2 separate regions of the Mus musculus genome follow, and region 2 is linked to region 1. The links are chromatin loops, found by intact Hi-C in ENCODE. Cell type or tissue: left cerebral cortex. All regions are shown on one strand. Each heading gives the region's core, and the rest is flanking DNA. Links, peaks and the distances in the headings are about the cores only. Region 1 has its middle 12 kb from the start of Gm41104. Region 2 has its middle 25 kb from the start of Kcnk16.

What was found. A loop is a pair of places that touch in the nucleus more often than their neighbours do. Peaks named below come from ENCODE experiments on the same cell type or tissue, not always from the same donor. Only the 100,000 strongest peaks of a DNase experiment are listed, where the experiment ranks them.
Region 2: it touches region 1 in a loop (2.9-fold over the local background); 26 of 42 quality-filtered maps call a loop at or near these places.

The regions. Positions count from the first base shown.
Region 1 is chr14:20,110,427-20,125,987 of GRCm38, forward strand. No RefSeq gene overlaps it. Among named protein-coding and RNA genes, the nearest start is that of Gm41104, 12 kb to the right of the region's middle. In left cerebral cortex, for the core only: no CTCF peak of the experiment used is centred there; a DNase peak (open chromatin) is centred at 9,833.
Region 2 is chr14:20,236,456-20,252,016 of GRCm38, forward strand. It overlaps the pseudogene Gm2048. Among named protein-coding and RNA genes, the nearest start is that of Kcnk16, 25 kb to the right of the region's middle. In left cerebral cortex, for the core only: no CTCF peak of the experiment used is centred there; a DNase peak (open chromatin) is centred at 6,995.

The sequences.
Region 1 (15,561 bases), core at 5,119-13,118:
ACACACACACACACACACACACACACACACACATGCAAACGCACATTCACACATACCTGTGATGGTATGAATATGCTCGGCTCAGGGAGTGGCACTATTAGAAAGTGTGTCCCTATTCAAGTAGGTGTGGCCTTTTTGGAGTAGGTGTGTCACTGTGGATGTGGGCTTTAAGACCCTATCCTAGCTGCCTAGAAGCCAGCATTCTGCTAGCAGCCTTCAGATAAAGATGTAGAACTCTCAGATCCTCCTGTACCATGCCTGCCTGGATGCTGCCACGTACCTGCACTGATGATAACAGACTGAACCTCTGAACCTGTAACCCAGCCCCAATTAAATGTTGTCCTTATAAGAGTTGCCTTGGTCATGGTGTCTGTTCACAGCAGTAAAACACTAGCTAAAACAGTGCCCTACAGGCAAAGGCTCATCACATAAAAATAAATCTCTTTAAAAATAATGTACTAGATTCATAAATACATGGCTAGGATATCAATATTCTTAGGTTTTAGAAAATAGAACTAAACATTTGGAAAAAGTTACCCTCTTCCCAGAGAACTCCCTATATACACACAAACAAGAGGGTGTGGCCAGCAAAGTGGCAGCTAGGCACCTTTGTGCAATCAAGGAGATAAAGCCTGGCACTTTTCCCTAATGCAAAAGGTAACTAACCTATTAATCAACTTCTCAAGCCCAGCCTGGGCACCTGATCTGGAGACAAAGAAGGAGGTTGTTTGCATCAAACACTGTTATCTTTAGTAGCCTGGTTCCTTTGCCTCCAGCTACTTTGGATTAATCAGTCTCTCTGGGTGGCTGTAAAATCCTTCCTTTTCTCCATAAACCTTTGGAAGGACAGAAGGTCACTCATCTGCTGAGGAAGTTTGAATTCTCTCTGAATTCCTGTGTTGGGGGGGGGGGCGGGTAAGCATCAAGAGTAGGGAAGCAGGCCTACCTATGCTCAGAGGTGACTTTTCTAATAAAGGTGTTTGCCGCCAACCTTCATGACATGAGTTCAACTATAGAGACCCACACGATATGGAAAGATAACCAACTCCTAAGAGTTGTCTTCTGGCCTCCATACGTGCGCTCTGAGACAACTCACACAAACACACACACTCATACACACACACTCACAGACACAAACACACTCATATACACACACATGCACACATGCACACTCATACACAGTCAATCAGAAAAGTAAAATACATTTTAAGTACAAGAAAGCAAAGAAAATAGACTCCTCCAGGCTTTACCCTCTCGGGGAGTCTTGCGTAATCTCTGTTATGTCTATGTAGCAGTTCTTTAGACTAAACACGCCCTCCCATCCTTTTGATGAGCTTTGGTCTATGTCATTTCAGAACAGGAATTTTTGTAATCTCTTAGAGTCAGACATCTTTCGGGATCTAGTCAAAGACTGGATGGCTCCGCAGAAGGGACACACATTTGTAGCTGTTCATATATTTTGGCAAACAACCCTTCAAGCTGGTAGGACACCCAAGTTGAACACTCTGGGCCCTAAAGTTGGGAATTGAAGCCATTTTTGGAGAGAGCTCTAGAAGCTTAAGTGATAACCCCTAACATTACCCGATTTGGGTTTTAAAGGGGTAGCACACCTCTATGGAGATGCTTGGAAGTGACCCACCTTAGGCTACCTCCTAAGACCTTGGAGCAGTGGTTTTCAACCTTTCTAATGCTATGACCCTTTAATACAGTTCCTCATGCTGTGGTGACCCCCTCCCCCAGTCATAAAAGTATTTTTGTTTGCTACTTTGTAACTGTAATTTTGCTACTGTTATGAATTGCAGTGTAATACCGTGTTTTCCAATGGTCTTAGGTGACCCCTGGGGCGCAGACTGAGAACTTCTGCCTTAGAGTAAAGGAGAAGAGCCTGACAGGAAAATGGCTCTGTAGCGAACACTTCCTGTTAGCCTTAGCCTGTAATTTATTAGTAATGCCACAAGGTGGCAATGTTGCAAATTAATGGGTTCCAAAGTCAAACCAAATTTTCCACTAAACTTTTTCAATAACTCAGTTGTAATTGCATAGAACCAAATGCTTTCCAAGTGCCTGCTTCTGGTCTAGATTCTGGGGATATGAATTTAAAGAAGGCTGTGGATATTTGCTTTCCAGTCCTTTTCTTCCTTCAGCAAAAAAAAAAAAAAAAAAAAAAAAAAAAAAAGCCATCAAGAGGCTGAGTTTTCATTCCTTTAACTCTCAACTGCTCTGTTCTACAGAGACAGGTAATGAGCACAGGTAATTTTAATTCCCTAAGACCTGTGTGAGCTATGCCAGTGTTTTCCCTAGGTCTTTTGAACTCTTAGATAATCCTAGTCTCTTTTCTCATGTTCATCAGAATAAGATAGGCACCAAGGAGAGAAAACCATCTTTCCATAAGAGTTAGAATCCCTGAATGTTCCATGCTTCCCTTACAGAGCCTGAATAAACACATCACACACACACACACACACTATATCTCTGCATCTGTCTCTCTCTTGTGCACATACACTCTGTGTGTGTGCCTCTCTCTTGTACATACACACACTATATATCTGTGTCTCTGTCTCTCTCTTGTGCACACACTCTTTCTCTCTCTCTCTCTCTCACACACACACACACACACACACACACACACACACACACCTCTTCAGGTTGTTGGCAAATAAAGACTTCATACATGAAGAATTTAGGCCTAGGACTTAAAAGAAGTCACGCATATCTCTTCTCTGATTTCCCAGGTTCTAGTGACCTGGTTCTTAGCCTTGTCAATTATGTATTGCTCTGGATACTGGTGAACGTGGACTGTCCTGAAGGACATGTGATCTGTGTACCCACAGCAAGGGCATCCATGGTAAAAATCCCCAGTGATTAACAGGAACCACTCCAGTGAGCCAGATGTGAACACTCAGGATGGAGATGGGGAGGACACGCTCAGCAGAAGGAATGGGTGGCTGCACATCATGGGAGGAAGCTTCGAGGCCTCGTGAGGGAGTGTGTACTCCCAGTGTGACCCTAAAGGATGTGTTACAAAGGCAAAGGAAATGCAGAGGGGGCACAGATAGGGAGGAACCTGACTTAAGGGCCCTTGTGTGCTGAACAAAACATTTGAACTTGGCTGTGTAGCCAGACAGAAGCCAGCAATGGTTCCAGGGAAGAAGAGTCCACCAAGAAAGATCCAGAAAGGGCAGGATGGGTTAGCAAGGATCTGTTAGGACCTGACAGGACCAGCCAAGGCCAGCAGGAACACCTACTCAGGAGAAGGGTGTTAGCGGTTAACATGCACTCTGCCCTGTTGATAAACAGGATGAGGTAGGCTGGGGTCACAGGGTCAGTGGGAGAATGAGCTAATGGAATCCAAGGGCTGCTGTGGTTCTCTCCACTCCACCATATCCTCTCACCCACTCTCCTTTCTCTGAATGTCTCCCTCAAACTTCTTAGCTCTGCTTTCCCCGGATGCAGCCTTTCAGCCCCACCCCAGTCTGTTCCCTTGGGTAAGGGTATTCCCACCAGGGTGCATACAACGGGAGCTCTGGGATTTCTCAGGGCAGCACACCTGGAAAGCTGGTAGGACAAGATGGAGAAGCTCAGAGAGGGTGTATGCAACATAGCCAGGACACACAGCTTATCAGAGGCCACAGTGTTCAAACCCTACTCTCTAGATCACAAGTGGATAACCAAGTCAGGGACAGAAATATCCCAAGTTCTCCAGTTCTGGCCCCAGCTATAGTACCAACCCAGGGAGGGGCAGGAACCTGTGCTTCGCAGAGGATGTGACCACAAGGGGGCAGTGGCGCCCCGTGATGATATACCGCTGCCTGGCTTGAGGTCTATTTAAGTGATCTTGGAGACTCAGCTTCAGGGAAAATTTCCTAGAGCTCCCAACCTCCAAGGTCCCTTCCCAGTCTCATAGGCGCCTCAGCCTTTGACACATGACTGACGCAATGTAGTCTTTCCTTAGTTTCCCGAACTAGGCTTGATTACTGGAGGAGTAGCCCATGGCCCTCAAATATCACATTTAGCACATTTAGCACAACTCAAAATCTCTGGTTCCCGCCCCTCCCTCCATTCACCTGGACCATGCTCTCTCTGTTCCCGGGCACTGCGAGCACGGAGAGCCTCCCATCCACCACTGTCCCATCCTGGGAGCTTAAAATCTAAAGCAGAAGAGAACAGGCCCTGTGAGGTTGCTCACTGGGCTCCAGGGAACATCAAGAACCTTCGAGAGGACAAACTGGGCACCAGTCCTCTCTCCTCTTTAGAGCACATCCCCACGCTCAGATGCTAGCAGTTTCTTCCTCTCCCCCTTTTCCTCTCCCCGCTCCACTTTTTCTCCCCGCTCCTGCCCTCCCCTTCCTTCTTTGAAAACGGTCTTTGCTCTATAGCCTAGAACTAACTGTGTAGACCAGGCTGCCCTTGAACTTTTAATGGCCGATCTGCTTCAGCTTCTCCACGTACTGGGGCTACAAGACTTCTTCACCTTGCCTGATTATTTTGAGCTATTTTAGGTTTCCTTTGAAGATAGCACACGGTGGATGACGCAGGGGAATCTTGAGCTCAAGGCCAACCTGGGCTACACAGAGAGGCATTGTCTTGGGAAAGACAAACCTCTTTGAAGAAAGAGCTCCGCTGCTTGGGAATGGGGGCAATCTTTGAACTACTCCTATCGTGGGTGAAAATCTGAGACCAATGTCGGAGATTTGCCTGGCTACACACTTCGGGGTTTCCTGAGCTCCCCACGTGACCCTCCTTGGGTGTGAGAAGTCAGTGAGAGATGAGTAGAAAAAAAAAACATGTAGCTGTTGAAAGCATAGCAGCAGAGAGGCTGGGGAGATGGCTCAGTTGGTAAAGCTATTATGTTTCATTTCTAAGGCTATGCACAAAATAGCTTAGCTCAGTGGTACAGGCTTGTAATCCCAACACTGGGAAGGTAAAGATGGCCTAGCCTAGTTGGTGCCCTCCTGGCTCCAAAACCAAGCAGAGTGAGCAGTTCCTGAGATTGTCCCTTACATCCCTAAAGGGAAAGATAACTGGGAAAGAATGGGCTGCTCCCTGAGGACTCGCAGAATTCAAGTTTATCCCTGGGCTCAACTTTACACTTCAGGGCAAAACATCGGGACTATTCCCCAGGCATTGGCAGGGATGCTGCAGAAAACATGGGAAAGAGGGCTCATCACACACCCGTGGAAGGGATGTACTCTGAGTGCTACGGCTTAAATAGGCCTCATTCCCAGGAGGGGCAGATCCTTAGAGAGCCCCAGTCTGTGGGAGACATGACCCGTCATTGGGGACCTCTGTTCAAAGGGCAGGGCAGACAGTTTGGGGCAAAGAAGATAGATGTCTTATTTCTGTGGGTCTCTGCAGGGTGCCCTGCTGTGTCCTTAACCTTGCCCTCTGCCTTTCTGTCTCAGTCTGTCTGTCTGTCTTGTCCTCCCAAGCATATGCACTGACAGAAATGGAAACATCTACACATCCACACCCAAAAGTCTCTCTTTTGTTTTTCCGTCCTTTCCCTTCCTAGGGATTACAAGTCAGACCTCACACACACCAAGCTGCCTCCCCAGATCCCTTTTCTTCATTTTCCATTTTGAAACAGGGTGTTGATCTTGGACCTTCAAACCCTCCTGTCCGGGCTTCCCAGGTGCTGGGATCACTGGTGGATGTCACCAGGCCTGGCTAAAAGAAAAGCATCTATGTGTCGATGATGCACTAATATCTTAGTCTTAATTAGTGCCAAAGGGCGCAGACTCCCAGTTCCAAGAACTCTGGAGAGCCTGACTTGGCAGTAAATCAGAGTCGGTAAAGCCTTGAACTCATATTGCTGAGGGTGAGGCTCCAGTCCTTAATTGAACTCAGGGGCTTTGAACTGAAGTGCACCCTCTCTGCCTCTGGGAGCTGGCAACCCTCAGGAACTGGTTCTGGTCTATAGTCTGGTCTGCAGAAAGAGGGATGGCGTGCAAGCTCCGCCTTGCAGTCATTTCCTCCCGGACTCACAGGCTCTGATTCTTGGCCTGGCTGCTAAGGAAAACAAGGCTAGAAGGGAGCATGCGTGTAGGCTGCAGACACTGGAGGGACCCGTGACGGTGACTTAGGAGAACCAGAGCTGACCAGCCGGATGTCTAACCACCCACAGGGAGGCTAGACTGAGAAGCAGGGAGCAGGGAGAGCTAGGTGTCATTCAGGAATTTGCAAATCGCCCTTGGCTGGCCCTCTGTGCAGGGGAGGTCAAGAGCCTGAGCATGGAGGCTGGAGAGATGGCTCAATGGTTAAGAGCACTGGCTGCTCTTCCAGAGTACAGGGGTTCAGTTCCCAGCAACAACATGGCAGCTCACAACTCTGGCTCCAGGGGATCTGACACTGTCATACAATGTGAAAGCAGGCAAAATCATGCATGTAAAATAAAGTTAAATTATATATATACACACATATACATATATATGCATATATACATATACATACATATATATATATATATATATATAGAGAGAGAGAGAGAGAGAGAGAGAGAGAGAGAGAGAGAGAGAGACTATGAGCATGAGGGGACCCCAAATGTGGTTCCGATCCCATTTCAAACTTTTAAACTTTTAAACATTTAAACTTGCATGAACCTAGTCACTTCCTGTCTCAGGAAAAGGGACACCAACTGTTGGTAACCATAGAAATCAGAGGCTGTGTTCTGGAATTTACCCTATGCAGTGAGACGTGAAGGAAAGAGACAACTCCAGGGTGCCAACTTCTTCCCTGCAGTCCAGGGAACCAAACACGTGTAACCATAGAAGTTCAGAGTGGCAGGAGCACTTGTCCCCAGTAAGTGACAGTTATCTTGTGCTTGCAGAGCTGCCTTGCCCTGACTGGCCAGCTTAGCTTGTGCCATGAGGACTTCTGGGCCACAGTTCTCCACTCTGTTGCAGGCGAGCCTGTCAAAGAAGAGAACTGGGTGCTGATGATAGTAGAGCCACCCCACCTTCCTGGGAAGTCAATGGTGTGGGTCTGGCTTTGCTTGGGAGACCTGCTTGCATTGTTCTCACCAGCCACGGACGTGGGGCCAAGTGATTAAGAGTCATACTGTAACTGTGGCGCAGGTAGCTCTGGCCTGTCCATTGGCTGGGAGCCTCTTGCCTTGGCTTTTCCCATGCCTGGATTACGGTTAGGCCAGACTTCCTGTGCAGGTCTGGCCAGTCCTAAGCCTGAGGGAACAAGAGGAAGTGTGTGAGCCCTGGGGCTACTCTACACATCTGAGGGGCCAGCCAGGTGCTTATTCAGTGAGGGAGACCTGGGAGAAAGGAAGAGAGAGGGATGAGGTTTCTGCTACCTTCTCCTTCTCCTTCTCCTTCTCCTTCTCCTTCTCCTTCTCCTTCTCCTTCTCCTTCTCCTTCTCCTTCTCCTTCTCCTCCTCCTCCTCCTCCTCCTCCTCCTCCTCCTCCTCCTCCTCCTTCTCCTTCTCCTTCTCCCCCTCTTCCTCCTCCTGCTCCTCCTTCTCCTTCTCCTCCTGCTCCTCCTGCTCCTCCTGCTCCTTCTCCTTCTCCTCCTCCTCCTCCTCCTCCTCCTGCTCCTCCTCCTCCTCCTCCTGCTCCTTCTCCTCCTCCTCCTCCCCCTCCTCCTCCTCCTCCCCCTCCTCCTCCTGCTCCTCCTCCTCCTCCTGCTCCTCCTCCTCCTCCTCCTTCTCCCCCTCTTCCTCCTCCTCCTCCTCCTCCTTCTCCTCCTCCTTCTTCTTCTTTTTCTCCTTCTCCCCCTCCTCCTCCTCCTCCTCCTCCTCCTCCCCCTCTTCCTCCTCCTTCTCCCCCTCTTCCTCCTCCTCCTCTTCCTCCTCCTCCTTCTCCTTCTAGAGCTAGATGACCACTCAGAGCACTGAAGAATTCTCAGGAGACACAAGGGCCTACGTTGACATCCACATCAAGGACCTATGATCACACACATACACACACACACACACTCACACACACACACAGCACCATACAACCAGAAGGACTCTGCTGTACAAAAGCCTAAAGCCTACATTCATTTTTCTGTAGTCTGGGAGCAGACATTTCTGATATAATCTTTGTATGTGTATTAAATATACATTTATATATAGTAAATAATATACTGTATATGGTAAATGCAAAGTCTCAGTCTCTCCTTATATATTATATATTATACAATATATATGTGATATATATAATATTTTATAATAGAGAGACTGAGATTTTATATTTTAAAGTTAATTAACCTGGAAAAGCACTTACTTAAAACATGGCTCTGATCCAAAAGTGTTCTAGCTGCCACTGTCACCAGATGGAGAGCTAGCCTGGGGAGGAAGAGTGGTCCTGGGGAGAGGTGCCCTGGATTCAGTTGCCAGGGTGTGGTGTGGAATGTCAGTTGGACAGGTGAGACCTGGGTCTCAGATAGTGTCCTGGGAGGCTGAAGGAACAAAACACCGTTTCCCTAAACTAAGGGCCAGGCTCTGGAGCCCCAGCTAGGGACCAAGCTCAGAAAGGTTGTGGATAGAATGTTCTAGATAAAGACAATCCGAGGCCCTTGCTGGCCACTGGAAAGTTTGGTTTAGTGGATGCATTAGTTGCTTTTCTCATTGCTGTAAACAAATACCTGACAAGAAAGGAGGAAGGGTCTTATTTTGGCTTATGGTTTGTGGGAATACAGTCTATCATGGAGGGGAAGACATGGTGGCAGAAGGCTCTGTGATGGCGGGAGTGTAGAATAGGGCTTCTCATCTCCTCACATCTTGGTGGACTGTGAACATTCTCAGAGAGGTGTAAATGAGACAGCCCTGAACATGGGCAGGACCATCCTCCTGCCTAGGCTCCCAGACTAAATAAAAAGGAGAGAGTGAGCTGGGTACTCACATTCATCTCTCTGCTCTCTCACCATGGATGCTGTGATCAGTTCCACATGCCTTCCAGCCATGATAGATGATTCTCCTTCAAACCACAAGCCAAAATAATTCTCTTCTATCCTTAGGTGACTTTTTTCAGGCATTTGTCATAGTAACAGGAAAAGCAACTGGTACGTACTGGTACATAGAGGTTTAGGAGGAGAGCACCTCATTTAACTCTCATGTGAAAGTCTGAGCTGTTGGGTGGTTGCAAGACAACTCAGTGGAGGAGCCAGGGACCTTCTAATTTGTGCTGATGTCATAACACAAAGCTTCTGTTTCCTACAGTCCAAGCTCTTGCCATCACACTTGTACCCTTTCTCTCTAAAGACATAATCCATAAGGTGTACATGTCACTACCATTCCTATCCCATTGGCCAAAATGGCCTCATGTGGTCATACCTAGCTGCAAGAGAGCCTGGGAAATGTAACTTAAAATTCAATTATTATTATTATTATTATTATTATTATCTAAGAAAAGGAGCTTGAGGGGTTGGGTACACATAGCTCAATGGTAGAGTGCTGGCTTAGCATGTGTAACGCCTTGCCTTCCACCCCCAGTACTGAAGCAAAAGGGGGGAATCTTGGCTACTTGGGGAGCAAAAGGTAGTTTCTGCCACATGGGGTGACTCAAGGTCTGAAAGTAGAGTTGGAGCCGGGTCTCTCCATAGTCCCTTCCTTGGCCTTGGGCTGCTCTGGCTTCCTTCACCAACTTCATCAGAGCCAGGCGCTCCTGTCTACCCTAGTCCTGCTGACCTCAGGAAGTGGACTCGGCCTGTAGAGGTCTTGGTAATACAGGGTTGCAGTGATGGAAGACAAGCCTGGCACTGGCTTTCTCTCCTGCGCTCCATACTGAGTTCCGGAAGCTTCCTGGCTAAGGACTGAAGCGTGTTCCCACTCACACTGTTGGAGTTCTCTCCTTCTGCGGCTCCTCTGTTCCCTCACAGTGGGAGAGGCAAGTGTAAGGTGGGTGGAGGGCCGGCTGTGTACTCATTCCCTGAACCAAGGCCAGTCAGGTGAACAGTTAACAGCAGTAGCTGAAGTGGCTTGGGAACTCTTTCCCACCGGATAGTCTGATCTTGCAAAGGCCAAAACCAACAGCCGCCGATTGCGGAGGCTGTGGTCCGCCCACTGTCTGGGTTGCTACCCGAGGCTGCACGCAGTGGTTCCATTCGGAGCCTCTGTTCTCCACTCTGGTTATCTCTGAGGATTAGGGATGTGGGTGAACCAGGGGTTACAGGAGAGCAACATTTCTCAATCTGCTCGCTATTGACACTTGGGGCTGGGGACTCTCTCTTATAAGGGACTGTTCTGGGCCCTCTTCCTACCACATGACAGTAGTGCCTACTCTAGCCCCAAGGCAGCAGATATCATCACGGGAGGGACTCACGGGAATCCATACCTGGGGTCCGGGGACACAGTATCATGTACTCAGCCCCCGATGATTGTACAGCCATTGGGAGAATCGATGAGCTAGCACTGGCTAGCCTGGGCAACAGAGGCCATCTCAGAATTCTAGTGTTGGGGACAAAATCAAGACTCTGGAATGCCCACTCCTTTAGCAGCTAAGTAACAACAGTAGCTTTGAAAGAGTCAGTCCTAAAATAGACATTAGCATGCCAGGTCCCACCCCACCCCACCCCCATCCCGGGCTTCTCCCAACTCTCCTGGTGCGGCACTTTGCTGGGTAGAAAGGAATGAGTGTGGGGCCTCCACAACATCTCTCCAAGCTTCCTGCCTGCTACAGAGGCCAGCTGTTACTGAAGAGGAAGTGGCTGTTTTCTCCTGAGACCCTTCGAGACCACAAGCCACGCCCACCAGGCAAAATTGAAATTGTAGGGGGTGTAGAATTTCATAGCTGTGATGCACACCTCAGAGAAACATGTTTTTAATTTTCTGTTTTTAATGAGGTGCTGGGGATAGAGCCCAAAGCGTTGCACAAGCTAGGGTATCCCTCTACATTGAGCTACTTCCCCAACCTAAAAGTGTACCCCCTCTCTCTCCCTTTTTCGCTAAAAGCAATATTTTATTAGGGGCTAGAGAGATGGCTCAGCAGTGAAGAGCACTTATTTCTCTTGAAGAGAACCCAGGTTCAGTTCCCAACACTCACATGGCACACACAACCACCTATTAACTCCAGTTCTAGGGCATCCAGTGCCCTCTTCTGGCCTCTGAAGGCACTGGGCACACAAGTGGATATATGCAAGCAAAACACCTATACACATAAAATAAAACTTCAGAAGAAATGTTAAACTTTATTTCTGTGTGATTAATAGATAAAGCAAAGAAACAATAGCAAGGTTACAATAGATTTAATAAAGACCAAGGTACCTGCCCAACCAAATGAGGCCAGGTAAGATCCTGCAGACACCGCTAGGGGATGTTGAATAGAGGAAGGGTGTTAAAGATATTAGTTATGAATTTTTACAGGTGTGGCAACAATCGTATCGTTATGTAGTAGGGTGTCCTTAGTGTTAGGATCTGCAAACTGAAGGATTTGGGGGGGAGGTGCAGGGGGACTTTCAGGGTGTACTTACACCTGGATGCATTGGAACACTCTGTGATTTTGAGGTCAGACTGGTCTCCCCAGTCCTTTACGGTTAATTTAATCTGTTTCCATTTATCTCATACAGCAACTAATTTTTTTTTAATGTGCATTGGTGTTTTGCCTATTGGTGCATATATCTGCAAGAGGGTGTTGGATCCCCTGAAACTGTGAACTGCCATATGGGAGCTGGGGATTTAATCTGGCTGAGCTACAAGTGCTCTTAACTACAGAGCCATCTCTCCAGCTCCCCAGAATTTTTTTTAAAGATTTATTTATTTCATTTATGTGATTATACTGTTGCTGTCTTCAGACACACCAGAAGAGGGCATTGGATCCCATTACAGATGGTTGTGAACCATCATGTGGTTGCTGGAAATTGAACTCAGGACATCTGGAAGAGCAATCAGTGCTCTTAACCGATGAGCCATCTCTCCAGCCCCCCAGAATTTTTTAACTAAGGACCAGGGTGTGGCTGATTGGTAGCACTTTTGCCTAGAATGCAAGAAGTCCCAAACTCAACTTCCATCAAAACATAATACGACTTTGACAAAAGGAACTAAAACCATCCAGTGGAAAAAAAGATAGCATTTTCAACAAGTAGTGCTGGTTCAACTGGTGGTCGAAATGTAGAAGAATGCACATCAATGCATTCTTATCTCCCTATACAAAGCTCAAGTCCAAGTGAATCAAGGAACTCCACATAAAACCAGACACAATGAATCTAATAGAAGAGAAAGTGGGGAAAAGCTTCAAACACATGGGCACAGGGGAAATTTCCTGAACAGAACAGATTTATGCTCTAAGATCAAGAATCGACAAATGCGACCTCATAAAACTGCAAAGCTTCGGTAAGGCAAAGGACACTGTCAATAGGACAAAATGGCAGCCAACAGATTGGAAAAAGATCTTTACCAATCCTAAGTCTGATAGAGGGCTAATATCCAATATATTCAAAGAACTCAAGAAGTTAGACTTCAGAGAACCAAATAACCCTATAAAAAATAGGGAACAGAGCTAAACAGAAAATTCTCAACTGAGGAAACTCGAATGGCTGAGAAGCACCTAAAGAAATGTTCAACATCCTTAGTCGTCAGGGAAATGCAAATCAAAAAACGACCCTGAGATTCTACCTTACACCAGTCAGAATGGCTAAAATCAAAAACTCAGGTGACCGCAGATGCTGGTGAGGATGTAGAGAAAGAGGAACACTCCTCCATTGCTGGTGGGATTGCAAGCTGGTATAACACTTCTGGAAATCAGTTTGGTGGTTCCTCAGGAAATCGGACAAAGTACTACCTGAGGATCCAGCTATACCACTCCAGGACATATGCCCAGAAGATGCTCCAATGTGTAATAAGGACACATGCTCCACTATGTTCATAGCAGCCATATTTATAATAGCCAGAAGCTAGAAACAACCCAAATGTTCCTCAACAGAGGAATAGATATAGAAAATGTGGTACATTTACACAATGAAGTACTGTTCAGCTATTGAAAACAATGGCTTCATGAAATTTGCAGGCAAATGGATGGATCAAGAAAATATCTTCCTGAGTGAGGTAACTCAGTCACAAAAGACCACACATGGTATCTACTCACTGATAAGTGGAATACCCTCGATACAACTCACGGACCACATGAAGCTCAAGAGGAAGATCAAAGAGCGGATGCTTCACTCCTACTTAGAAGGGAGAACAAAAAAGAAATCAAGGGAAGTAGAGGGTGGACAGGACTTGGGAGGAAGAGAAGGGGAAGGGGAAAAAGAGGGGAAGAATCAGATATGGGAGGAGATGGAGGAGATGTACAGAGGGTCAGGAAAAAGAACAGAGGTGTGAAGCAATGGGGGATGGGGGACTGGGGTAACAACCAGAAAGTCCCGGATGGGGAAAAGCAAGAGCCTCCCAGGACCTCATGGGGATGACATTAATTGAAATACCTCACAAAGGGGAGGGAGAACCTGTCGAGACCATATCCAGAGATTAGGAATGGCCCCCAGGTTGAGGGATAGTGCCAACCACCCATCTCCAAAATTTTAACCCAGAATTGCTCCTGTCTAAAGGAAATACAGGAACAAAGAGTGGAACAGAGACTGAAGGAAAGGCCATCCAGAGACTGCCCTACATGGGGATCCATCCCACATGCAGACACCAAACCCAGACACTATTATGATGCCAAGAAGTACTTGCTGACAGGAGCCAGATACAGCTGTCTGCTGAGAGGCTCTGCCAGATCCTGACCAATACAGATGTGGATGCTCATAGCCAACCATAGGAATGAGCACAGGGACCCCAATGGAGGAGTTAGGGAAAGGACCGAAGGAGCTGAAGAGACCTTATCTGACATCAATGGGAGAGAAGGTCCTTGGTCCTATGAAGCCTTGATGCCCCAGTGTAGAGGAATGCTAGGGCAGTGAGGCAGGAGTGGGTGGGTGGCTAGGGGAGCACCCTCATAGAAGCTGAGTGAGGGGGAATGGGTTAGGGGGATTGCAAAGAGGAAACTGGGAAAGGGATAACACTTGAAATGTAAATAAATAAAATGTCCAGTTAAAAAAGTTTTATTTTAGACATTCAAATAAATAATTTGACAACTGGGAAAAAAAACATAATAGGAAGCTTGCATAAATGGCTCATATGTTTCCACAGAATAGGGCTGACCTAAATGGAGAGAAAAGGACATTCATTAAGTGTGCCACTTTTTAAGAAAAAATTATGTGCATTTACGATTCCTTTAAATAAATTAGAAGAAAATGATAAAATGAAAATAAGGTCGTTTTTTTTTTCTTTTCAATTAGGAGGATTGAGAAACAAAATTTGAAACTGGAGGAACTATTTAAGTAGCCTGCTCAAAAAGCTGAGGCTTAATAAATGCAGAAAGGAGTGACAGGTGTAAGCTTCTGAATGGAAAATATGCTAATTAAAGCACAGCAAAGAAAGAAATTTGGAGGGGGCAGCACATTTGAAACCCAGGACTAACAGTGTCTCTGAACTTCACAACTACAACAGAAGCTGAAAAACAAAGGGAAAAGGTCTCAGAAATCTGAGAGAAAAAAGTTTCCAGGGCATTTAGATACTCAGCTAAACTAACACAAAGATTTAGGATAAAGAACTGGAGATATAGCTCAAAGGTTTAAGGGCCCTTACTGCTCTTTCAAAGGATTCAAGTTCAGTGTCCAGCACTTATACCACAAGCAACAGGGGCTATGACACACTTTTCTGGGCATCAATGTCACTTTGAACTCATACATAAACAGACCTAGACACACACACACACACACACACACACACACACACACACACACACACACACACAAAGTAAAATAAATCTTAGGGATAGAGAAATGGGTCAATATTTAAGAGAACTTAATTGACTTTCCGGAGGATTCAAGTTCATTCAATTCACAGCACCCATGTCAGGTGGCTCCAATCACCTGTAACTCCAACTGAAGCCTACATACAGGCACACACACACACACACAATGTAATTAAAAATTAATTTTACCTCCCTACATCATTGTTCAGAGAACTGTTTCAGAGAGTACCCCATCAAACTAGGAAGGAAGAAAGACAAGAAGCATTGGGTTCTGAAAACAGGCTATAATGGGAGAAAGAGACAAAGAGAATTCCCAGTTAATGGTGAAGGGATGTTCTAGGGCAGTTAGGTACAAAACAAACCCAGAGAGAAATATCCAGCTGAGAGCAGAAAGATCATAGAGGCTAGAAGAGATGTTTATATGGAAAAAATGAACGGGACTGATAGATAACCATTTTAAGAGCTTTACAACCAACTGCATCAGGACACGGGGAGTGAATGAGTGGTAGGAACATACAGATCCTAGCAAACAGAAAAGGCAGGGAGAAGAAAATGTCCTGGGAGAAGGGAGGAAGAGGGTGTAACTCCAGGTTTTTTGTAATATCCATATTAATAATAATATAAACACTGAATTAAGATCTACCCATAAATTAACATCTTACTATATCGGCTAAAGAATCCAAGGGTGTGTATATTAGGGATAGAATGGGGCTACCTCTTTGTGGTTTTGTATCTATTTTACTTCATTTGTATTTTTTATTACATTGTAACTTATTTTGTGTGCCAGTGTTTAGGGTGTGTGTGTGTGTGTGTGTGTGTGTCAGTTAGCAGCTTGTAAGGG
Region 2 (15,561 bases), core at 2,635-10,634, 120 kb after region 1:
TGGGCTACATTTACATCTGAACTACAGCAGCATGTTTGTGTCCTTGAAACCCATTCTGTGTCCTAGGCTGTGCCCACACACACACAGGTCTCTGACTCCTCAGGCATAAGCCAGGTCTGTCACAAAGAGAGACTCAGTAAATCTGTGGTGAGGAGGGGGCCAGCAAATGGTTAGTGAGGCCAGGCTCAAGTCCTTCCACAGTGTACTCACATGCACAGGGTTCTGTCCGGGAAAGGAGATGGCTAACAGAGAGACATGAGACATTGCTATCACAGTCCCCATTATTTAGGACACTGCCACCAGGGTTGTCCCTTTCTTTAGGGGGCAGCAGAAGCAACTGGAGGCCCTGTGGGTTAGGGTCTAGAACCAGAAGAAGGTGGTAGCATGCAGTGGAGAGTCTGGCATTCTGTGCTGCTGTTGTTGTTTTGTTTCTTGCTTTGTTTTTGTTTTTTGTTTGTTTTTTTGTTTATTTGTTTTGAGACAGTATTTCTCTGTGTATTCCCTGACTGTCACAGAACTTGCTCTGTAGATCAGGCTAGCATCAAACTCAGAAATCCACCTGCTTCTGCCTCCTGAGTGCTGGAATTAAAGATGTTCACCTCCAGTGCCCAGCAAGTCTGACATTCTGTATGCTCACGCTTCTGTAAATATTTGCTGAGTTCAGTTGAGTGGAAATCCACCTGTTAAGCAGGTAATCACTAACATGGAGCAACAGTGCCTTGAAGGAAGGTTGGGATATGTGGAGGCATTGAGAGGGTCCTCCTCTGAGGTACCTGGGACCTGTATCATAAGGGAGGGGCATTGAGAGCTGGAGCTGGGACCTCCAGACTGCTAAGTACAAAGACAAGGCTTGTCTATGGTGGCACGGAAGTCCTTACAGGACAATAACTCAGGGGGACAGGCAGGATGGGACAGAGATGGAAAAGATGGCTGGCTGTGGAGGTGGGCCACTGGCAGCCTTGAGGAACCCAGAAGCTATCTTTTAGGCTTTGCTCATGTGTTAAAAGCAGTGAGAAATCACTGAGGTGGTTGGCAGAGGCATGAAAGATCCAGTCTGATGTTTTCCATGTGTGCATGTGCACACACATGTGCATGTGTGTTTATAGGACAACCTTAGCTGTCCTTCAGGAGCTGGACACTTTTGTGTGTGTAAGAAAGATGTCTCTCACTGGCCTAGAACTTGACATGTGGGCTAGACAGTCTGGCAGCAAGCCCTGGGGATCCACCTCCTCTGCACTGGGCTTCCAAACACAGGCCACTGCAAACAACATTCACATACATGCTAGAGACTGAACTCAGGTCCTCTGCCTACACAGTAAGCCCTTTATCTCCTCAGACCTCCACAGCATACCCCACCCCCAGCTCCTCGGAGGAGAAAGGACATAAGGACAGTAATGGGCATCAGGTATTTTTGAGGTGGAGAAAGTGGGTTTTGGGCTAGTTGGTGGCAGTAGGACAGGGAAGAAATCACAGTTAGACTCCCGTCAGTAGGGACTAGTAATAAATTATCCAGGACGAAAGCAGAGAGAAAGAGGTCAGCATATGTCCAAGGAGGCTACTGCATGCCAGGGACTGAGAAGACAGAGGCAGGTTGTACATTCAGGCTTCTAGAAAGTTCTGAGGACAGTCCTGAGATCTAATCCATGAACCACACAGTAAATCATTGTAAGGACACAGCCCAGTGGCTTTTAGTCTATTCATGGACAAGTGTGACATCTCCATAGTCTATTCTAGAACATCCTCATCACTTCCAGTACACCAGCTCCTTAAGCTATTGCCTCCTTCTAACCATTCCAAACAACTGAACTCCTTTCTGAGTGTATGTAGGTGTCTCTGTGGTGTGTGTGTGCACGCGCATGTGAGTGTGCATATGAATATCCATATATATGAATATATGTAGATATATGGATGTATATGGATTCATTCTATAAATTCTGACAATACAGTGTGGGTGGATACATGCCTATGCATACTCGTACGTGTGAACAACCCCAAGTGTCATTATTCAGGAGTTGTCCTTATTGCCTGTGTCCTTTTTAAAGATTTTTTAAAATATTCATGGTTTTGAGTGCGTGTGCATGTGTGTGCATGTGTGTGTGTGTGTGTGTGTGTGTGTGTGTGTGGTTTACCATGTATGTGCAGTGACAGAATAGGCCAGAAGAGGGCATTGGATTGCTTGGGACTGAACTTACAGCCAGCTGTGAGGTGTCCTGTTTGTGTTGTGAGCAGAACCTAGACCCTCTGCAAGAGGAGCCAGTGCTTTAACCACTAAGCCTTCTCTCCAGCTCCCTCTTTGGGTTTTGAGGCAGGATCCACACTGGCTGGCCCGGGAGCCTCGGGGAGCTTCCTGTCTCCTCTTCCTCAGCACTGTGATTACAAACAGGTGCTGCCACCACATGTGGGTTCTGGGGATCGAACTTAGTTCTTCACATTTTCACAAGGAGCACCCACCCACTGAGCACTGTCCCCGGCCCAACTTGTCTACTGCCTATCTTTGTATGTCCCACTCTGCATTTCCACAGGGGCAGGACCTCAGTCCGACACTTGATACCTGACCTTTTTGTGGAGCATTTGATTATGACCCTATCACATCATAGCACCGGTCTGTGTACATCCATTCCCTTTCCAGACAAGGTCTCATAGGATGACTTTGAACTTCTGATACCCCGGCCTTCACCTCTTGAGTGTGAATGTTACAGGCATGGACCCCCATGCCTGGCTTATGTGATATTGGGGATGAAACCCAGGGCTTCACACGTGCTAGGCACATAGTACATCAACCCTGTTTTTAGCCCTTAAATGGAGCAGTTTGGTCAACCATGTGCACAGTAATTGCTGGTGCCAGGACAGAGGCCTGGGCTAGGTCTGCTGATGTTTCTGAACACCATAGTAGAAACTTCTAGTATTTTTTCAAGCCTTCCACTTTTTAGTCTTTTATAACTGGTTACTTTGTCAAGTAACTGTAAGACTACATTTCCCAGTTTCTCTTGCAATGAAACAGTCCAGTGTGATTTTGTTCTATCACTGAAATATAAGCATCTAAAGGGGGATGTGGAATGCGATAATACTCTTCTTCTTCTTCTTCTTCTTCTTCTTCTTCTTCTTCTTCTTCTTCTTCTTCTTCTTCTTCCTCTTCCTCTTCCTCTTCCTCTTCCTCTTCCTCTTCCTCTTCCTCTTCCTCCTCCTCCTCCTCCTCCTCCTCCTCCTCCTCCTCCTCCTCTTCTTCTTCTTCTTCTTCTTCTTCTTCTTCTTCTTCTCTTTTCCTTCTCCTTCTCCTCCTCCTCCTCCTCCTCCTCCTCCTCCTCCTCCTCCTCCTCCTCTTACTGAATACAGACAAAATGGCTGGAGCTCAAGCAGCCATCACGAGCCATGACAGAAGACCAGCAGTCTTGGTGGTGGTGGTGGTGGTGGTGGGGACTCAGGGAAAAACAGCATCAGAAATGAAAAGTGTCTCTCACATCAGATTTAGCTGGCTGCCGGAACATTGGCAGATAATGACCAAAGCTGAGCAGAAAGGTACCTGGGTGACATGTCTGATTCCAGAATTGGAGTTCCAGTCTCCTCAGCCCCACACAGAAGCCCCAGTACCTGTCTTTGGAGACATTTTATCTGTAATTGTCAGGATTCTTGGGAGTTTACCAAATCCCCAAGGCTAAGTGTGAGCACTGAGTCAGAAGCCTGGAACCTACAATCTACAAGCATCCCAGAGAAACAGGCCACCATCAACCTGAGCATCTCCAGGAAGTCAGGGAAATGGTCCAGCCCTCCCCAAGCTCAGAACAATGTCCGCCAAGATATCCCATGTGAAAGTAATTAGATTTCTCTAGTTATGGCCATAAGTTTCACAGAGAAGACATGCTCTCATGGAAGGAAGAGGGGGATAAAAGTGAGGGAGGAAAGAGGGAGAAAGGGAGAGAAAGAAAGAGGAGAGAGGAGGGAGGAAGAGAAGAAGAAAAGAAAAGGGATTCACCTAAAATGTTCTCACACCTGTGTCCAAAAAGGTGAGGGGAGTTAATCCCAGCACTCAAAAGGCAGAGGCTGGGGGATTTCTGTGTCTTTGAGGCAAGACTCTCTGTGTACAGCAAGTTCCAGGCCAGCCAAGGGCTACATAGTGATATTTTTGTCTCAGAAAACAAACAAAAGCCAAAAGAAGAAAGACAGAGACTGGTTCGTTTATTGGTTGATTTCATATTCTCCAGGCCTTCCTTCTCATGCTGTCCCTGACTCCACCTCATCTATGGCGCCTTTGGCCATGGAGCCATTGGCTAAGTGCTATGGTCCCCAGCACCTCCCAGGGTCCAGTCTGCCCAGTGAGCTTGGTTAGGCCATTCAGAGTGGGTTGTCAATGTAAGACCACAGCTGGCTTGATCATTTTAATGTACAAGGTTTGCCTCCTGATCCAAGATCACTGTTGCAATATCAACCATACCATCCCTGTCCTAACAAGGTTGGAAGAACAAAAGTCCAAAAAGGAATGGGCTCTCCCTTTAAAGACGATTTTCAGAGGCTGTTCACATGCCTGAATAAACTGGTAAAACACTGGTTCTTTTTTTCCTTTTCACACAGCATGGGCGCTGTCTCTGGGACCAAACACCTGCCGGAAACAAACTAAGGAAGGAGTAAGGGTTTGTCTGCGCTCAGGGTTTCGGTGGGATCAGACCTGGGTCCCTCAGCTCATGTATGCTCTTAGGAAGAGCATCATGGCAGCTGGGAGAGTGGCAGGGAGGCTAATCACTTCTTGGCAGGCAGGAAGCAGAGAGGGAAATACAGGGAGGGACCAGGGCAAGACTATGTCTCCAGTGACCTCTTTCCTCTAAGAAGGCCCTGCCCCTGCCAATAACACCATATGACCTCACCAAGGGACGAGCTTTTCATCATTCTGGAGCCCTTGGGATTGTTTCTAGAAATACCCACAATCACCCAAGGGTGTGTTTGATTCACACACACCCCCCCCCAAGTTATTTCTTTCTAAAATGATTTATTTTTTACTCTATGCATAAGTTGGTGTCTGTGTGGCTATGTATCCATGAATGTCATGCCTTCAGAATCCAGAAGAGGGTGTCAGGTCTCCCGGAAGCTGTAGTTACAAGCAGTTGTGAACCATCCAACATGAGTGGTAGGAACAGAACTCAGGTCCTCTTAACCACTGAGCATCTTTCAGCCCAATAGGTATTTTCTTCTTCTTCTTCTTCTTCTTCTTCTTCTTCTTCTTCTTCTTCTTCTTCTTCTTCTTCTTCTTCTTCTTCTTCTTCTTCTTCTTCTTCTAAAATTATTATATGTAAGTACACTGTAGCTGTCCTCAGACACAGCAGAAGAGGGCGTCAGATCTTGTTACGAATGGTTGTGAGCCACCATGTGGTTGCTGGGATTTGAACTCAGGACCTTCGGAAGAGCAGTCGGTGCTCTTAACCACTGAGCTATCTCACCAGCCCAACACTAGGTATTTCTTAATCCAATAAGGTTGACTGTTAAAATGGACCATTACAGATAGTGATGAAATTTATAATTGGACAGCTTTTTCTGTTTGCCTTCTTTCTTTGAAATAGGCTCTCACCTAGCCCAGGCTACCTTCAAACTGTAGTGCAGCCAAGGCTAGTCTTGGAGACTGATCCTCCTACTTCAACCTGCTGATTACAGATATTACAAGTATGTGCCATCATGCCTCATTTTTTTTTAGATGACAAACCAATATTCTCCTCCTCTAAACTTTTTTTTCTTGAATATTTTCTTTATTTACATTTCAAATGTTTTCCCCTTTCCAGGTCTCCCCCTCAGAAATCCCCTACCCCATTCCCCCTGCCCCTGCCTCTATGAGGGTGCTCCTCCACCCACCCACTCCCATCCTCCCACCCTGGCATTCCTCTACACTGAGGCATTGAACACCTTCAGGCCCGAAGGCCTCTCCTCCTGTTGATGTCCAACAAGGCCATCTTCTGCCACATATGTGGCCATGGGGGGCGGTGCGCGTGTATGCGTGCCTGGTCAGGAAGAGGAAAGGCAAAGCCAGAGGCTACCGTTCTCCTCCTGGGCCCTGCTCTGAAATGAGCTCACACACCATGCTTGTGGTTCCCTGGGAAAATAACACAATCCCACGAGCAGTCAAAACAACAATATTTGTGCAGTGCGGTATTAGCTGCTGGCCTCCTCCCTCTAGGCTAGCTGGATGTACCTGGCCCCGGGCTGGCTCCGCACCCGCCCCAAGACCTTCTTCCTTCAACGCTCTGGCTCCTGGCCTAAAAGCTCAGCCCTGAGAAGCCTCCCTCACCTCTGCTCTGGGTGGGACCCAGCATTCCCCTGACCTCTGTAACCTCTAGGACAAGAGAAGCTCCGGCTCTCCCTCATTGTTAGCTGGAGGATAGAGATTTTTATGTTTATTTTTCAGTTTTTGCCATGTTGGAGTTGGAAGCCAGTGCCTTGTGTTTACCGGGCAAGTTTTCAACCTCTGGGTCAAACGCCCAGCCCTCCCTTCCTCCCTCCCTCCCTCCCTCCCTCTCTTCTTCCTTCCATTCCTCTCTTCTATTCCTTCCTTTTGTCTTTGTAGTTTTGAAACAGGGTCTCAGGGTAGCCCAGGCTGGCCTCCAACTCACGGAGTTACCAAGGCTGACCTCGAAATCCTGAGTCTCCTATCTCCAGATTCCCAGAGCTGGGCGCTCAGGCATGCACCACCCCACCTGGCTTATAACAAGTTTCCTCATGATGAATTCCTTCTTGTCACCTTTTCTCCTGCCTCAGGCTCTTTTCCTCCCTCCCCTCTTTCTTCCCTTCTCATTTCCTCCCTCCCTACTTTCTGCTCCTCCTGCTCATTCCTTCCCCTCACCCCAAGTCTTTTCCTTGTTTGTGCCTCTTCACTCTTCATCACCCCTCACTCTGAGTCTCAGGTTTCCCAGACAGTGCTCTTCTTCTCAGCTGCCTTGAGGCCCCTCCCACACCTAGGCAGGCATCATGTCTCATCTCACACCTCCCGCACCCTGTATGAGTGATGAGGCCGATGGAGGCTGATGCTGGCAGGGCCCACCATGCACCCACCATTCTCATGTGTACTTTGCAGACCTCTAGGCCACAGAGCTGGGAGTCAGTGCCCCCGCCCTCCCTGAGAAGATCTGTTCCTTGTTCCTTGAAGGCTGCTGCCTCAGGAGACATGCTTTCCCCAGCCTTTCAAAAATGTCCTCTGTAGTTGACTTGGCTGCTTGCAGGAGCCAGCTGCTTGCCACTGTTGTGTGTCTTTTTAAGTCTTCTTTAATTCTGTCTTTCCCCAGATAAGCTGCTTGGGGCTAGACCCTTCTGTTCTCAGCTACTGGGGAGTTCAAACAGAGGAGACAGGTGTTATAGAACGTTCTTGGTGCTGGATCTAGCACTTCCATGAACTAGGAGCCTCTGTGTCCCCTTCCGTGCCCATTTGGGATGAAATACTTGCTCCCTGTGAGGACCTGTGGACAGACCTGCTCCTTGCATGGGGCAGTGGGGTGGGGGAAGACCAGGACATTTGTTCCACTGTTCCCAGGACTAAGGGGACCCTTGGGTGTGGTGCTTTTCCAGAATGATTCCGGGAATCCTGGGATGATTGGTCACCTCAAGGACAGGTGGCTGGCCCAGAGGCACAGAGATCTGAATGATACGATACTGCAAGAGAACCCAGGTAGGATTGGGAGGCACAATTTAGCAAATTTTCTCCTGCTCCAAAGGTCTTGGAGTGGTTTCCTGCTAGGAGGCAGGAGGATCACCCTCTGAACTTCTAGGCCTTTCCATGAAACCAGAAGTTATAAGACTAGACATTTCAGGAAACCTTTTCCTTCCCTCTTGTCACTGTCGTCAACAGGTCAGATGCAAGCATGGGTGACTTATTTTGTGGGTGCCTTGTAGCAAACAGAGCTTCTATCATCTTGCTGACTGGAGTGGCTCTGGGGTCAGGTTAACTGAGTGTCACTCTCCTCGGATTTAGTTCCTGCTTGAGTCCCTGTTCCTGCTGCTGCAGTAGCCTGATGCTCTCTGCTCTCTGGGTAACGGACCTGGCATGACCTTGCAGGGAGCAGCTGGTCCTTTCCCCAGCTGCATAATGCAAAGGTAATGCCCAGTGTGTGTGTGTGTGTGTGTGTGTGTGTGTGTGTGTGTGTGTGAGCTCCGAGGATGGTGCAGCTTCTAGCAATGGCAAGAGTGGACCATCTAAGCTGAGGCCAGAAGGATAAAAGAAGACCCAGCTCTACCCAGGCATCACACTAGGGGAAGGACCACCTAGATAGACACTATGTCCTTAAGCCGGGTGAGCAGGCCCTGTTCAAAGCACAGTCTTCAGGGAGGGGATGAATGGCTATATGGATCTCCTCTTGTCTGCAGGGAGATAGATTCTGAGACCTCAGTGGGTACTTAAGTTTACAGACAGAGCCCTGAACATGAGCTTCTGGTATCTGCCACAGTCTGTTCAATAACCATTGCCAGTGAACGAATGACCAACTATAGAGCAGCTATAGAGCAGATACACCTGTCAAAGAAAGAACTGTACGAATGTGTCAGAGGGTGGTATGGGGAGAAGTCAGAACACAGGAGTCTTCATCAGTGGTTCTCAACCCTCAGGGGCCAAATGACTTTCACAGGGGTTGTATATTAGATACACTGAATATCAGATATTTACATTATGATTCATAACAGTAGCAAAATTACAGTTATGAAGTAACCACAAAAATAAATTTTTATTATTAAAAAATTATTAATTGACTGGGCTATGAAGGCTATGAGGAACGGTATCAAAAGGTCTTAGTATTAGGAAAGTGAGAAGCACAAATCTTCATGCTATGTCCAGTTTTGGGGGTAGAACAGGGACAGGTTCCACTTTGGTTGGACATCAGCACCAGACCCCAGGTAAGGTATAGGGATTAGACTGGGGCTTTCTCTGTAGCTCCAAGAAAGGTTTTACTCAGACAGAACTTTGTCCAGCCAAGGGTGAAGGAAGGCAGGGGACAAGTGCAGGGAGAGAGGCTGGAGCAGTGTGGCTGGGTGGGAAGCAGTCCTGTGGGTGGCCTGATGAGGGTGGAGGTCATCAGGTCTACTTCAGGACAACGAGCTCCTGGCCTGCAGCCCAGGGTGGGGATCTGGTGAGATAAGGCCCTGGGGCCTTGGGATGGGAGTCTCACAAAGTTGGCTCAGTCTTAGGAGTTCACAAGCTTCTGTGGAGTCGATCAAATACTTCAGAGGCTGGTTCCTAGCATTGCTTTCTCCAGGCTGAAGATCCTGAGAAGGCAACTGAGGGGCAGGGGGGCTCAGGGGACTGAGGCCCAATGAACTTAAGGCCTGGTGAACATGGGTAGGTCTTCTTTCTTTCAGAGAGAGGCAGGGGCGGGGGCAATTGGTTGATGTTAATTGGCTGGGTAAGGTGGGGAGCTCCTTGGGGTGAGGAGATAGATATAAAGGCAAAGATTTCAGAGCCACTTCCTCTCTCATAGGTGACACTGTGTAGGACAAGAAGGACACCTCTCTGGACTACCTGAAAGGACTGTTTTGTGTTTACTGTTGCCCTCTGAACATGCTAGGCAAGCACTCTGCAGCCAAGCTACAACCCCAGTCCTCTTCTCACTTTTAATTTTAGGACAGGCTCTTCTTGCCAAGTTGCCTAAGCTGCCCTTGAACTCAGGCCCAGTCTGGCTTTGAACTTGGAGTCACTCTGCTTCAGCCTCCTAAGTAGCTTACAGATCTGCGCCCCCACGCCTGACTTGGCTAGAATTGATTGATTGACTATTCGTGTTTGGGAGCAGTGCTGATGTCCTGTGGAATGCATGTGGAAGTCAGAAGACAATTCACGGGAGCCGGGTCTCTCCTTCCAGCACGCGGGACCTGGGGGCTGGGCTGAGGTCATCCGGCTCGTGGCAAGTGACTCTACCCACTGAACCATCCTGCTGACTTAAAAAAAAAAAAAAAAAGACAGTGTCTTACTATGTATCTCTCTGGCTGGCCTGAATATGTAGAGCAGGCTGGCCTCAGATTCGTGGAGATCTGCCTATCTCTGTCTCCCAAATGTTGGGATTAAAGTTGTGTGTCACTATACCCAGTAACACCTTCATGATGGCCTTAGCAACTATTGTCCCTCCAAGACAATTTCAGAGACTAAACCAGTGCTCCCGACCATACGGGCATTTTTATCCTAATACTTGGGAGATAGAGACAGGAAAATTAGGAATCCAGAATCAGCCTTAACTATACAGTCTGTTCAAGGCCAGCCTGGATCCCACGAGACCTGATTTCAAAAACTTAAAACCAAACCCGAGCAAGACAAGATGTAAATAATGATAAAGGTATCTTAGAGGGAAGCATCCCCGTGCTTGGATCATGCCGGAAGCCATGTAGTCAGGACAGTAAGTGCTGGAGGGACAGAAGAGCAAGCTCTGGCTGCAGGAAGCATCTTGGAGCAGCTGTGGCTGGTCCCTGGGGGCACATCTGCACACTTGGCCCACGGTTCTTAGACTCTGCCTGGACGCTCCCCCATGAGTCACGGATGTCCAGAGCCCCTCATCCCGGCCAGCATGGGATAGTGTCAGCAGGGAGCTCCTGGGGGCAGAGCTCAGATCAACCCTGGCCTTCAAAGAGGTCAGCAGAGGCGCCACGTCAGCTGGGGCCTGCAGAGCGGTGCTTCCTCCTGCCTTGGTCCACCGACCTGGCTGCGAAGGCATGCGTGCTCACAGGGGCTGACGCATTGCTTAGAGTTCTTTGCAAAACTTAGTCATCAATCCTGGGAGATCTTATCTGTGTTGCAGAGGGAAATTGGTGATCACTCCCAAGTTTGCCTGGGGCAACAGAGCCTGACAGGGCAGAATTGAGGCTCCTACCCAGGAAGGTGGGCTGCACACCTAGCCCCAGTGGCCTGCTTCGGAGCATCCTTTCTGTCTGTGGGCAGTGGGTGGCCACATCTGAGCCTGCCAGGAAGGCAGAATGATGGTCCTGCAGGCAGCAAGTCAGACTCAGCCTCTCTGCTTAGCCTCTCCTGACTTTCCTGCCTCCCTCTGCCTCCCTCTACGCACCCTCCCCAGTGGTGGTTTCTTCCTTCCTTCCTTCCTTCCTTCCTTACTTCCATCCTTCCTTCCTTCCTTCCTTCCTTCCTTCCTTCCTTTTCTTCTTCTTCTTCTTCTTCTTCTTCTTCTTCTTCTTCTTCTTCTTCTTCTTCTTCTTCTTCTTCTTCTTCTTCTTCTTCTTCTCTCTCTCTCTCTCTCTCTCTCTCTCTCTCTCTTTCTCTCTCTCTCTCTCTCTCTTTGGTTTTTGAGACAGGCTAGCCTCAAACTCACAGTGTAGCTGAGGATAACCTGGAATTGTTGATCCTTCTGCCTTCAACTTCCCCAATGCTGGGAATACAGACATGGCCTACTGTGCTGGCTACTTAGGCAGATTTGGAGGGCTGAACATCAACAATTCTTCCCATTGGTGCACAAGTGTAAGAATCTGGCCAATCATCAGCCTTCTCTTGGACACCCTTCCTATTAAGTTGTCTCCTGCTGGAAGCAAGCACTTCTGAGCACCAGGGTCCTGGTGGGAGAGGAGAAAGGGCTCTTCCAAGGGCACCTGGCTGGGGGGACAAAGTAACAGAGGCCAATTAGAGACTCTCCTGAGCATTGAATTGCCAGATCCTATTTGTGGAGAGCACACCTCTGCCTCATCCTTGCTTCCTCTATTCAGACCCAAGGTTTCTGGAAGAGGGCCTGAGACTTTACTCTGGTCTGGCCTTGGCCCACCTCGGAGTGGATCAGATGGCGCAAACAGGGTGGTGTAACAGCCTTTTGGGCTTTCTTGGTCAAAAGGCTGCCGCTGACCCAGTTCCAAGAGGCCCTAGGTCTGAGGGGTTGGTACACAGAGGGTAGAATCCCTATCACAGCAATGGAGGGAGCAGAGTCACAGGAGCCCACTAGGGCCAAGAACCCCACTGGCTCAGGTAAACCCAGGATACTGCCTGGGCCTGGGGAGCCTGCATGTGCATGGTTGGACTGCAGAGACCCACTCTGTGCTGCTGTGGTCACAAGGCCAGAGGAGAGGCAGGGAAACTGGAGACACGGGGAGAACACAGTGTAGATAGTTGGGCTGTTTAAACTGAGCCTTCAAGGCAAAGGACAGAGGGGAGGCAGGGACAGGTCATCAGTCTGCCCATGCTTCTCTGTGGCTTAAGGATCCAGTAGCTATCCAGGTTCTTGCCATACCTGTTTACTGGATCGGCCCTGGGAATCATCAAAAGCCCTGTGGATTCCCCTGTAGTGTCTGAGGGTAGAGGGTTTAGGAACCTCCCATCCTCTCTGTCAACCCCTCCACCAATCCTGGGCAAGCTCTCCCAGGGTAGGCATTGCCTCTCTCTGTAGTCTGTTTCTGGATATGTATGTAAAATTGTGAATTTAGATTTTACTGTGCCATAGACACCCAAACACAGTTTCAAATATGACATTTATTGCTTTTACATGAGTCAAGTCAAACAGTGCTCAGATCCTGTCTGCTACAATGACAGCGAGGTGACCAGGACTCCAACCTTCTTTTGTTACTGTGCAACCAATTTCAGTCACCATGGTCTCTACCTCATGCAATATGGCTGCTAGAGTTTGAGACAGCACATCAACACTGCAGAAGGCAAGAATAAAGAAGTAAGAGGGGGTGTTCTTTATGTCCAAAGTCACATCCCATAAGTTACATAGGAGGCAATCTATGGATGGACTTGAATTATCTATCATCTACCTGAACCTAGCTGGAAAGAAGGATGGGAATTATTGCTTAAAATCAGAAGTCTGGGAAGGAAGACCCACCACGGCTGTGGAGTACAGCTAGTTGTCCTTGTCACAGTTCATAACCTGAGCAGAAGTTTGAAGATGCTGACCTCTCAAAGCAGCAGCTTACAAACAGAATTCCATGTTTCCCTTCTTGGCCTGGCCTCCGGGTTCAGGCCTTCAAGTTCCTCTTGGAGCAGTGTGAGCAAGCGTCCATGTCCTCCACCTCCAGTATCTCCAGCTGGAACAGGATCAGCCTGAAGATCAGAGCCAGCCAGGCCATCCCGAAGAGGATCCACAGGGACACAATACTATTGTACCACAGAGGATACGCTCAAGGAGGATCCCTGCCTGGGAAAAGGTGAGGCCAAAGGAGGATGACCTGTGGTTAGTCAGACAGAAACTGAGATCCCTGAGTGGTTTGACAGCATGTATGACTGTGCACCGTGTGTGTGCCTGGTGCTCTTGTGGTCAGAAGAGGGTGTCAGATCACCTAGAACCTGTGAGCTGTGAGCCACCAGGTAGGTGCAGGGAACTAAACTTAGGTCCTCCACAAGAGCAGCAAGTGATCTTAACCACTGAGCCGTTTCTCCAACCCATTTGATTATTTTTGAGACATGGTCTAACCTAGCCCAGGCTATCCTCAAACTCGCTATGTAGCTGAAGATGACGTTGACCTGATCCCCCCCCCCCCCTCACCTCTGCCTCCTGAATGCTGGGATTTTAGGTGTGTGCCACCACACCCAGTCATAAGATGCTGGGGATCAAGCCCAGAGCCTGAGGCGTGCTACGGGGACACTCTACCCACTTAGCTCTATATGTTTTGTTTTGGCTGAAATGGGGCGGATAGTAGCAGCCAGGAAGTTTGGGAAGAGCCATGGAGCTGCTAAAGTGTCCTGCCTCTGTCCCTAGCAACAACGACTGCCATCTGAGAATGCTGTACTCGTGACAAAGGAGAGGGCATCTCCCCTTTTGGATTTAGAAACCACCTTACATCCCGGCTTCTGGGCTCTATTGTTCTCTTTTTCTCTCTGGATTCTGGCACCCATGGTTCCCTCCGCTCCCACAGCTCCTCATTTCCAGTCGCTCTGGGCCTGTGATTATTCCTATCATCCTTGCACGTCGACTCAGACATCCTTCTCAGAGGACAGCCTGCCACACGCTGTGTCTTCTTCCTTGTGACAAAAGAACCCTTTCCACATGACTGTCTCTGGGATCATATATGCTAAAAACCACTGAGTGCTACACACTCCCACGGTCTGGAGCTGCTCATCAAGTGCTTACCCATGATGCCCAGATGTACTGCATCAGCAATGGCCCAGAAAAGAAACAGAAGGGGTTGCCCTGAGACTTAGCTGATTCCTGTGATAGTCCCGCTCTGTAACATTGTTTCCTTTTTCTCTATATGCTTCTGGGAGCCTGACCCGTCTCCTTCATCAAATTGGGATCCTTTGCGAGGTAAGGATCTGCCTTTTAGGTCCCCACAGCCTTTCCCGTCGTGACGATCCTCCATTCCCTTCCTGTCCTGCTGGTCCTGCATCAGACCTGGCCAGTGGCCCTGGCCCTGGCTGGCAGCCTGGTTTAAACTGCTAGGGTTATGTGGCTAGCTGGTTCCTCTGCGGTACCAAATGTGATCCGCAGAACCAGTGCTGAACCCAGGCAGCAGCTCCAGCTCCAGCTCCAGCTCCTGGCTTGATTTCATTTTTTGGCAGAAGGGTTGGCAGCTGGCAGGCACTCCACTGAGCAGCTAAAGCAATTGCAGACCGTGGGTGGAACTGGTGGCTGGGGTCTAGGGTGACCCTGGCTATTGGCTTCAGACAGGGACAATGATACTCCATGACTGTGTGTGTGAATGGTGTGGTGTGGTGTGTGTGTGTGTGTGTGTGTGTGTGTGTGTGTGTGTGTGTGTGTGTAGGGGATCAGCTTTCCCACCCAAGAAAGAGGTTAGTCCATTTCTAAAAAAAACAAGAGAGCTGAGGTTTGAGAAAGAGGTGTGGAAATTTCTAGAACACTTATGATTTGGGGATCCACCCTAGATTTGCCCTGACTTGCCTGTGGGGCCTTACTCTGCCACTCTCCAGGCCTCAGTTTCTCCATGTATATAGTGAAGCAAGCAGCACAGGGCTCTCTGTAGCGTCCTCTGCAGCAATGATGGGCAGCCAAAGAGAACCATGGTGGGCCTCGCTGCTTTCCCAGCAGCCCCTCTGGCATCCAGGACTTCGGACTAGGCTCAGGGCAGGGAGCTATAGTGCAAGAGACTGAGCAGTTTGCCCCACTTTCCTCAGAGTGGCTTCCTGAGCAGAGGAACCCTGCTGTCCCTTCACTCATTCCTATGGTCACAAGTGATGGCACCATGTCTCTGCCCCTCCCTAGTGGGTGATGCCTCTTCCATCTCCAGAATGATGTCTATGGAATATTCTCTCTCTCTCTCTCTCTCTCTCTCTCTCTCTCTCTCTCTCTCCTTCCCTCCCTCCCTCCCTCGCTTTCTCTCTCTCTGTCTCTGTCACTCTCAGACAGGATCTCATGATGTAGACCAGACTGTCTCTGTCTTTGAACTCACAATCCTCTTCCTTCTACCTTCTTAAAAGATGCTGGGATGGCTGGGGTGAACCACATCTGGGTTTTATTGTAGAATTTGAAGTTGGTCCTAAGACTATGGGGAAACCCTGAAGACTTTCAAAGGTACTAAGCATGATATATGATCTTAAGCACCAAGAGGGACAGGAAAAGAGGGTGTGTTTAGCCCTGAGAGCTAAAGCTCGTCACGTTGTGAGGATGGGAACCATTTAAGGCTGTTCAGTGCCCAACCTGTACAGGCTTCTGCGGCAGTCCTGGCCTGACA